3 separate regions of the Homo sapiens genome follow, and regions 1 and 3 are each linked to region 2. The links are chromatin contacts, found by Hi-C or POLR2A ChIA-PET in ENCODE. All regions are on one chromosome and are shown on one strand. Each heading gives the region's core, a stretch centred on a gene start or an enhancer-like site at or near the end of the contact. The rest is flanking DNA. Distances are from core to core; before and after follow the strand shown.

Evidence for each region. A loop is a pair of places that touch in the nucleus more often than their neighbours do. ChIA-PET counts read pairs that join two places held with the same protein, here RNA polymerase II (POLR2A). Pooled maps may share reads with other maps.
Region 1: a loop to region 2 is called in a map with no recorded cell type, with 4 times the contacts of the local background. The contact joins two enhancer-like sites. A Hi-C loop is called at or near these places in 1 of 168 maps with a recorded cell type or tissue (natural killer cell), 1 of 37 single-sample maps with no recorded cell type and 10 of 50 pooled maps.
Region 3: a loop to region 2 is called in a map of naive thymus-derived CD4-positive, alpha-beta T cell, with 4 times the contacts of the local background. The contact joins two enhancer-like sites. A Hi-C loop is called at or near these places in 2 of 168 maps with a recorded cell type or tissue (naive thymus-derived CD4-positive, alpha-beta T cell and natural killer cell), 3 of 37 single-sample maps with no recorded cell type and 10 of 50 pooled maps. POLR2A ChIA-PET finds 5 or more read pairs at or near these places in 1 of 52 experiments (activated naive CD4-positive, alpha-beta T cell).

Annotation. Positions count from the first base shown.
Region 1 is chr5:157,216,050-157,219,376 of GRCh38, forward strand. ITK (IL2 inducible T cell kinase) reads left to right here. Exons shown (of 17, transcript NM_005546.4): 5 at 1,818-1,858. Among named protein-coding and RNA genes, the nearest start is that of ITK, 37 kb to the left of the region's middle. RefSeq lists enhancers at 617-676, 717-796. Within about 2 kb of position 1,407, at least 4 of the 41 ENCODE cell types and tissues checked have a DNase peak (open chromatin) inside an H3K27ac peak, as active enhancers do; they include natural killer cell, where a contact is called at or near this core.
Region 2 is chr5:157,023,868-157,027,217 of GRCh38, forward strand. No RefSeq gene overlaps it. Among named protein-coding and RNA genes, the nearest start is that of HAVCR1, 34 kb to the right of the region's middle. Within about 2 kb of position 1,609, at least 4 of the 41 ENCODE cell types and tissues checked have a DNase peak (open chromatin) inside an H3K27ac peak, as active enhancers do; they include natural killer cell, where a contact is called at or near this core.
Region 3 is chr5:157,272,006-157,275,343 of GRCh38, forward strand. The region is part of intron 1 of CYFIP2 (cytoplasmic FMR1 interacting protein 2); the gene reads left to right. Among named protein-coding and RNA genes, the nearest start is that of CYFIP2, 7.6 kb to the left of the region's middle. RefSeq lists enhancers at 198-407, 1,474-1,613. Within about 2 kb of position 1,251, at least 8 of the 41 ENCODE cell types and tissues checked have a DNase peak (open chromatin) inside an H3K27ac peak, as active enhancers do; they include natural killer cell, where a contact is called at or near this core.

The DNA of each region.
Region 1 (3,327 bases), core at 157-2,656, 190 kb after region 2:
CTGTGCTAATGGTTTTGCTTTTGCATTGCAACCCATTGCCATATCCTCCTCTGAGCATCTCCTCACTCTACCCTCTTCTGATTTGGTTAAATAACTTCATGGATCTGAGTTTTGCACAGTTGAGAGCAGAGTTTTCAAGAAGCACACTGCACTGTGAACGCAGCTTATGGTCATCACCCTGGATGAAGGCTCACAGGATTCCTGGTACCGAGCACATTGGCAGTGCGGGTCTATGAGCACTGGGCTTTGGATAATCCCTCTGAGCCTCTAAGAGCATTTTCTCACCTGCAATATGGGGATAATGATAATAGATAGCTATGTGTAAGGCTGGGAGATTCAATGGTGTTGTGGAAAGCAGTACAGCTGCCAACATTTACAGAGTTCTTGATAAATGGTAATTGTGTCTACTTGTCTTCCTTATTGGTGGATGAAAGAATCTGAGGCTGAGATATAGCCTCAGAACTTGTATGGGTCTGGGAAGCAGCAGAAGTGGATGAGTAAAAACAGACCCAGCCACACCCAACCCATAGTAACACCCATTTCTGCAACCAGAACTGGCCCTGATCTCCCCACTGTGGGGAGGGAAAGGAAGGAAGGGAAAAGCAAGGCCAGAGGACGAAGAAAGAGAGACCAGTCATAGAATGTCCAGGGCTGGAAGTGGCCAAGGCTCACAGCTAGTATTGGTGAAGCCAGAGTTAGAACACCAGTCTCCCAGCTCCAAGTTGAGTTCTAAATAGGAACCATACTTCCTATTACAGGGGTTTTCCTTCTTCTGTGGTCATTGTATACCCAGGTCACTATCCCAGCCTACTCTTTCTTGGCAAGTCTGCACGGGACTGGGCTCCAGTGTCAATGTGTGACTCTCCTCTACCACATCCCTGATGTGAGCTGTCCAACTTCAAGTCAACCTCATACAGAAATGAGGAACTCATCGTCTACCTATGCAGCCCATTCTCTTCCCATCTCTCGTTATTAAGGACGTCTTTGTATTAGCCTGAAGTCTGTGCAGTGCCTCCCGTACCACAGAGAGCCCCAGACACAGCCACACACCTTTGATTCATTGAGTCCAGGAATGGCCTTTGCAGAGCTACAAAGGAGAAATAGTGAGAGATGCATATGAAGAGATGAGAGGAAGGAGAGAGAGAAAGAGAAAGAGAGAGGAGAAGAGAAGAGAAAGGAGGAAAGAGGGAAGAGAGAGGAGAGCTAAACAGACGGAGACATGGAAACAGAGATAAGCAGAAAGACAAAGACAGAGAGATGCTGGGGTTGGTATAGTTTGAAAGAGGCAGAAAGAACACATATTCAGATGCCTTAAGGCAACTAAAAGTGGATCCCAGCCCACTCAAAAAGCAGCACAATGACCTCCCACCTCAGCCACCCCCTCCTCAAGCCCACAACCATATCAGGAAGCTAGTGAGTCACTGTCCCCCTGAGTCACCAATTCCCACTCCTGAGCTTAGCAGGTGGCAGAGACATTCCCGGAAGTCTCTATGCCTACAGGGAAGGGTGCAAGTCTAACCCCACTGGCAGGCTTTTCCTGGGAATACAGAAAGAGAGGGCCCCCGAATATGGACTTCTGGAAGCTTCTGGTGTGTACTAGAAAAGGGAATCAGAAACCAGCAGGCCCAAGGAGATAAAAGACAGCTTCTGACAAGGCCAAGTCAGGTTTCACTGTGTCTTATTGCTCCTTCTGGCCCCCTTTCTTCTGTTGTTTTCCCTGGGCCCTTTTTCTCAGAAAAACCCCCTGGCTGCTCACTTCCGGTTGGGTCCATTAGTTTTCATGCTCATTTTTTCTTTTCCTGTTTTTCTCTTTTCAGCTTCAAAGAAGCCTCTTCCTCCTACTCCTGAAGACAACAGGGTGAGTGAGAGCGCTAGCTCCGGGTGCAGGTGGGCCCACAGGCTACCTGATTGGCATGTTCCTATTTGCATGTCCCCCTCTCCCCATAGTTTTCAAACCCTGGCTGCATGCAGCAGGCTGTCATGATTCAGCAGAACTCAACACATTGGGTATTTTTGGGCTTGAACTCTCTTGGGGGGTCTGTCCACTTAAAGGACCATTCAGCTGCTAAATCTCCATCTCACTTTATTTATTCAACAAATACTGATATCAAATTGGGTGGCCATTCACCTGACCACTTTGGAGTATAGTAGCAGCTCACTCTACATAAAAGTGTGTCTGGCATGGTGGCTCACGTCTGTAATCCCAGCACTTTGGGAGGCCAAAGTGGGAGGATCGCTTGAGCCCAGGAGTTCGAGACCAGCCTGGACAACAAAGTGAGACCCCCATCTCTAGAAAAAATTTTTAAAAATTAGCTGGTGTGGTGGTGCACACCTGTAGTCACAGCTACTTAGCAAGCTGAGGTGGGAGGATCACTTACTCCCAGGAGGTCGAGACTGCAGTGAGCCATGACTGTGTGCCACTGCACTTCAACCCGGGTGACAGAGCAAGACCCCGTCTCCAGAAAAAAAAAAAAAAAAACAAGGTGCACATCTACTCTTCGCAAGCATTTTGGAGACATACATTTGTTGATATTTTATATATTTCAAAGCACTTCCACCCCTTTATTATCTATTTTAAAACTTACTATCCGTTCTATCCACTTCAGAGGGTTTTAGTTTTATTCTCATTGTAAAGCTTGGGAAATCAAATCCCAAGACAGGTCTTGAGGCTTTTCCAAGGCCATTCAGCAACTTAGTAGGATGCAAGGTTTCTGGCGTGGTGGTCTTTAACTCGAGTGGTGGTTCTCAAAGTATAGTCCATGGACCAGAAGCATCTGCATCACCTGGGAGCATGTTAGAAATACAAATTCTTAGGCCCCACCCCCAGACCTGCTGTGTCCAAAACGCTGGGGGAGGGGCCCAGGAATCTGCATTTTAATAAGCCTCCTCACTGATCTATAATATACTGACTTACAAGTCTTAGATGGCATAGTACCTACTCTAGGGCAGCTTATTTTGTTAAGGAGATGAAAAAAAAAAGATGGGGGAAAGGATCATGACCTTTAGGTAGGGAATATGACCCTGACCTTATGATAATATTAACACCAATATCCACTTTTCTTTCTTTTTTTTTTTTTTTTGAGATAGAGTCTTGCTCTTGTCACCCAGGCTGGAGTGCAATGGCGTGATCTCGGCTCACTGCAACCTCCGCCTCCCAGGTTCAAGCGATTCTCCTGCCTCAGCCTCCTGAGTAGCTGGGATTACAGGCGCTCACCATCATGCCCGGCTAATTTTTGTATTTTTAATAGAGACCGACTTTTACCATGTTGGCCAGGCAGGTCTTGAACTCCTGTCCTCAGGCGATCAACCCACTTCAACCTCCCAAAG
Region 2 (3,350 bases), core at 359-2,858:
TGGTGGCTCACGCCTGTAATCCCAGCACTTTGGGAGGCCGAGGTGGGTGGATCACCTGAGGTCAGGAGTTCAAGACCAGCCTGGCCAACATGGTGAAACCCCATCTCTACTAAAAATACAAAAATTCGCCAGGCGTGGTGGCAAGCACCTGTAATCCCAGCTACTTGGGAGGCTGAGGCAGGAGAATGGCTTGAACCCAGGAGGCGGAGGTTGCAGTGAGCCGAGATTGAGCCATTGCACTCCAGCCTGGGCGACAAGAGCAAAACTCCGTCTCAAAAAGTAACTAAATAAACAAAAGTGGCAGTGCAATACCCAAAGTCCCCTGCAAGAAAGACTTTGGGTTCATTTCCTGAGATTTACATCTGAAATAAGTAGAAGTAAAGGATGATCGTATGCTCTTATTTCCACATGTTCTTTCATGAAGTCTGAATGCTTTTATTGAAATGTAAAATATTTTATAGCAGCTTGTATTCTGTCATTTAAACAAACAAAAATTCTCAGGTCACATCTGTATTGCTAAACCAGAATGTCTAGAAATAGGGCCAAGAAATGTGTATTTTAACAAGCTCCCAGCTGATTTTGATCTATTGACTCTCCGACTTCAGGCATCTACATAACCTTTGCCGTATTCACATTGCTTTTTTGCTATTACTCACTCAAGTTATTTTAGATTAATTAACTTTAACATTTTATTCATCCTAATCAATACCCATTAAATCATGGGTTTGATGCATCTTAAAAAATATACATCAAAAAACTATTTTAAAAATCCATTTGTGGACTGGATAAAATCAGCTCCTGTACCACCCCACTACTGCCTCCCAAAGCAGCAATTTTGGGCCCAAACCAATTAGAGCCAAACGTTGGTGCCAGTTCCCTCTTTTTTCACAACCCCTCTTGCAAGGCCTGGGGGTGTCTCACAGCCCTGTGGAAAGCCCCTTGCTGCCAAGAGGTTCCCTTCTCCCCCTCTTTTTCCCCTGCCTATATCCTTCTGTCCTCCCAACAAACCTGACTCTCGAGCTATACCTGACTTAGAATAGTGTCACTGAAGCATGTTAGTGAATGTTAACATAGAATTTGGTGATGGGTAGCAGGTTTAGCTTTTAATATGCAAAAGTGGTTTTCTAAGATTGGGACTCTTTTCCAAACAGACATCTTCATAGAGCCCTTTTCCTTTCTTTTTTAAATTTTTAATAAGATGGAGGCTCACTTTGTTGCCCAGGCTGGCCTTGAACTCCTGGGCTCAAGTGATCCTCCAGCCTTGGCCCCCTAAAGTGCTGGGATTACAGGTGTGAGCCACTGTGCCTGGCCTGTAGATTCCTTTTCATCCAGCACCTGGCCAGACCCCTTGCACATCTCTTCAGCCTTGCTTCTCTTCATCTCTCCTCACTCACTAGTTTTTTACTCATTGGAACACAACATCCTCTCTTTTAATACACAAGCTTCCTGCTGCCCCACAGCCTTTGCATTTGTTTTCCTTCCACTAGATTTTCATGTGGCTGCCACCTACACATTTTTCTTGGTTTCAACTTAAATGTCACCTCTTTCCTAGAAGCAGCCGCTGACCAACCAGCTAAAGCTACACCACTTCCTACCCCCCAACAAACACCCTCTACCTCAGTGGTTCTCAACTGTGCCCGCAGGGACATTGTCAGTTGTCACCACTGGAGGATGTGACTGGCATCTAGTGGGTGGAGGCCAGGGATGACGCCAAACACCTTACAATGCACAGGACAGCCCCCTACAACAGAGATTTCTGTCCCCAAATGCCATAGTTGAGAAGCCAGTCTCTATCACAAGATTCTTTCTCTTAGTAATAATCAGTATCAGAAGTGATAGGTTTTGTATTTCTTCCCTACTAAGCTCCTTAGAACCTGGAGTTCAGGGTTGTTTCCTGAAGAGCACCTGACACCTGTGTGACTTGCCACAAATTTGATCCACTTTGACTAGAGCTCACAGCAAGTTGAAGATGGCTGACCCAAACTAAATGATGAGCCAGAGAAAATATCGAGTCGGTTTTCAAATTTGTTCCATTGCTGTTTTGTTAAAACAAAGCTGTTTTGTTTTCAAGAGACAAACAAAAAAAAACTTTTATTAATGAGTATGCATATAAATAAACCTAGACAACCACGAAGAGTCCCTCACAGTTTCATGTATTCACAGAATTATTTCATCTTTAAAGCCATCAGTGAACAATTAGTTCTGCTACTTGTTAAAGTTGTGCAAAATTTCTCAATTTAAACATACAGTCTTAATTATACCACTGTTCTAATGTCCCAAGACTGATTGGAGGTAATGGAATCTCAACAATATCTTAAATAGTAATTTAAAAAATTCATTGCGATCTACAAGACTAATATATCTAAAGGAAAATAATTCATATTCACTAAATTCCTCCCCTTTCTTCCTTCTTACCTATTCTCCCTTTCACTTGACAATTTTTTTCTACAGTATATGATGATGGCCAAATTACCCAATATCAACTGTTTCAAAAAAGAAATGTTATTTTAAAAGATACCATACAGCAAGAGACTTATAGGTGTAACACCATTGAAATTATTTGCTAAGCCCTGGCCAGGCACGGTGGCTCACACCTGCAATTCCAATACTTTGGGAGGCTGAGCAGGCAGATCACTTGACATCAGGAGTTCAAGACCACCCTGGCCAATATGGTGGAACCCTGTCTCTACTAAAAATACAAAAATTAAGTGGACATGGTGGCTATCCCAGCTACTCAGGTGGCTGAGGCAGGAGAATTGCTTGAGCCCGAGAGGCAGAGGTTGCAGTGAGCCAAGATTCTGCCACTACACTCTAGCCTGGATGACAGAGCCAGACTCTGTCTCAAAAGAAAAAAAAAATTATTTACCAAGCTGTGTTTTCGTAGTGTTTTTTAATTCTCCAAACTGCTTCAGTATCTGTAGTGTTTTTTACATTTCAAAGACTTCTCACATGTAACATTTCATTGGAATTAGCACTGTACATCATAGTTGATATGGAAATTATTACATCTACAGATGAAGAAAATGTAGACGTAAAGAACCATTTGCTCTAATGTCATCCAGTGTAACTGCTAAGAGTTAGGATTAGACTCAAGTCCTATCCCTAATCCTGTATACTACCCTAAACTCCTAAGCCCCCATACATTGTACTGCACAGAATGCTACTAGTGACTGTACTCATGCATTCAAACAAGTTTTGGAAATGTGTTAAGCAAAGCTAACCAGATTCCTGGAGTATTACGCATCATAAATCCTCAGGAAGGATCCAGAGAATAGGGCAGTTGCCATAAAGTTAAAAGCCCCACAGGTGTCAGGCAGGTAACAAAGGTGAGCATGCAGGGAACATAAGGA
Region 3 (3,338 bases), core at 1-2,500, 250 kb after region 2:
AGAGCATGAGGCCGTTCCCCTGAGCTGCTGGTAGCCTGGTTTGGTGTCACCACAAAGGCCACCTCAACCTTAACAACACAGGAAGCAGCTGGGCAAAATGGCAAACGAAGGGGAAAGTCCTTTAGCCCCCACCAAGATCTTTTTCTCTGTCTACTCAGTCTACTCATAAACAACGAGGAGGATAGGCCTTCTCCAGTGGCCCAAGTCGAGGCTGACTTGATTTCTCGGCTCTGACTGCAGGTCCCCTGTGTGGAGAGAAGCTGTAGGTGATAGGGCCTCTGGTCCCGGAGGACAGGAGCAGGGGACTGAAACAACAAAGACCACCTTGCCAGTCAGTGCTGGGTACCGGCCAGGTGTCTGAACTGCTAACAAGGAGACTTTGGGTGGTTGTCTTCTAAAGCAAATTATTAAATTTTGATCAAAACGATATATACAAATGTTTTAAAAAATCAAATAGTATTGAAAGCCTTATAATGAAAAACAACCATCCAGCACCCACCCTCCCCTAGAGGCTGCCACTTTTAACTCACTGTTTCTTCTAGTAGCTGCCTCCAGATCTCTAAATGATATGCTTACACTGCTGTTTCTCGATTTATCTATTCTGCACGTTGTCTATTTACTTCCTGCTGTGATGGATGGAGATTTCACTTTCTTACACCATCTCCCTCCCTCCCCTGCCCCCGTCTCTCAAGATAGGAAGAGCTCTATTTTAACCTAAATCAGGTTTAAAGTGTCTACATTATTAATATATATAAATGATGATCACAGACAGCCAAGTAAAGTCCTTTGATTATATTTCCTTTCTTAGAGGGCTTTTCATTTCGCTGCAGAATTTTTGTTGCAATACTTGTCTTTTTATTTATCTATTTATTTATTTTGAGATGGAGTTTCACTCTTGTTCCCCAAGCTGGAGTGCAGTGGCGTGATCTCAGCTCACTGCAACCTCTGCCTCCCAGGTTCAAGCGATTCTCCTGCCTCAGCCTCCCGAGTAGCTGGGATTACAGGCGTGTGCTATGACACCTGGGTAATTTTTTAATTTTAGTGGAAATGGGGTTTCACCATGTTGGTCAGGCTGGTCTTGAACTCCTGATCTCAGGTGATCCACCTGCCTCGGCCTCCCAAAGTGCTGGGATTACAGGCACGAGCCACTGTGCCTGGCCCTGTCCTTTTCTTTTAAAGCTCTGTGTCATATGAGTTATTCTATTGCAGTCCCTTGTCTTCTCAGGAAGTGCAGTGTTAACCCTAGCTCCACCCCTAACTAGCCCAGTGACCTTGCACAAGTCCCTTCTCTTTTCTGAGCCTTGGTTTCCTCATCAGTAGAAAGAGAGCTAGGCTCCCTTCTTGTTCTCATTCTAAACCTCAGAACCTATCACCCCACCCACCTCACAGGCAGTAATATTATTACTCCTCAGTTAATATTATCTGAGAAGTCTTTACTCCAGGGTGGGGCAGCCCCAGGACCTGACAGATGGCAGAGAAACCAAAACAGGCAGGGGCAGGGGGAGGGAACAAACAAGCTAGCTGGGCCTGCCCTGTATGGTCTAGTTCACCCCTGCAGTTTAGGGGGCTGCTCTGTGGGGTGGTATGGTTGTATCTATTACTCTTTTCCTCCCCTGCTATCCCCGTTGGTTTTTGCTCTCCACAGCCTCTGCTTGTAGGGGCATCATTTACAGTCCCCAAACTCCCCAAGCTCCTACTCTACCCCCAGCTCTCTTTGTACCCCTTCTGCTTATGTTACACTCAAAGTTTCCCAAAAAGTAGTTATAAAAATACTAACTTTTGGTAGCAGCTTTATTGAAATATAGTTTGCATACTGTACAATTCACTCATTTAAAAAATATAGTTCAGGGCAGGCATGGTGGCTCATGTCTGTAACCCCAGCACTTTGGGAGGTCAAGGTGGGTGGATCACCTGAGGTCAGGAGTTTGAGACCAGCCTGGCCAACATGGCAAAACCCTGTCTCTACTGAAAATACAAAAATTAGCCAGGCATGGTGGCAGGTGCCTGTAATTCCAGCTACTCGGGAGGCTGAGGCAGGAGAATCGTTTGAACCCGGCAGAGGTTGCAGTGAGTGAGATCATGCCATTGCACTCCAGCCTGGGGAACAAGAGTGAAACTCTGTGTAAAAAAAAAAAAAAAAAAAACCGTTCAGTGGTTTTTAATATATTCACAGAGTTGTACAACCCATAATCGTAGTCAGTTTTAGAGCATTTTAGCACCCCAAAAAGAAATCTCATGGCCTTTAGCACCACCACCTATTTCCCCCAACCCCACCCCTTGGCAACCATAGATTTGCCTATTCTGGGCATGTTTAATAAATGGAACAATACAATACGGGGTCTTTAATGATTCGCTTCTTTCACTTAGCATAATATTGTCAAAGTTTATTCATGTTGTATCAATATCAGTACTTAATTACTTTTTATGGCTGAAAAATACTCCATGTGGCTATACAATTTTTTATTTATCAGTTGATGCATATGTTAGTTCTGCTTTTTAGCTATTACAAATAATGGTGCCATGAACATCCATGTACAAGTTTTTGTGTGGACCTGTATTTTCATTTCTCTTGGGTGTATGCCTAGGAGTAGAATTGCTGGGTCAAATGGTAACTGTGTGTTTAAAAATTTGAGGAAATACCAATCGATTTTCCAAAGTTGCGGCACCATCTTACATTCCCATTAGCAACGGTATTCTCAGTTTCTCCACATCCTTGCCAACACTTGTTATTGTCTGTCCTTTTCATTATAGCCATCCTAGTGGGTGTGAAGTGGTATCGATTTGCATTTCCCTAATAACTAAGGTTATTAATCTTTCTGTGTGCTTATTGGCTATGTGTATATCTTTGGAGAAAAATCTGTTCCTTGCCTATTTTTAAAATCAGGTTCTCTTTATTAATGAGTTTTAAGAATTCATTTTTTAAATTTATTTTTATTTAAAAAAATTTTTTTGTAGAAACAGGGTATCACTCTGTTGCCCAGGCTGGTCTTGAACTCCTGGCTTAAGCGATTCTCCCATCAACCTCCCAAAGTACTAGGATTACAGGCATGAGCCACTGTGCCCAGCCAAGAATTATTTACATATTTTATATACTTAGCAAATACATGATTTGCAAATATTTTCTTCTATTCTGTGGACTTACTTTCTTGATGGCGTCCTTTGAAGCACAATTTTTTTTATTTTGATGTTTAGTTTATTTTTTATTTTGTTGCTTGTGTTTTTGTTGTTATTACATAATTCAAGGTCACAAAGATGTACTCTTATGAGTTTTATAGTTTTAGCTCTTACATAGATCTTTGATCCATTTTGAGTTAATTTATTATATATTACATTATTTA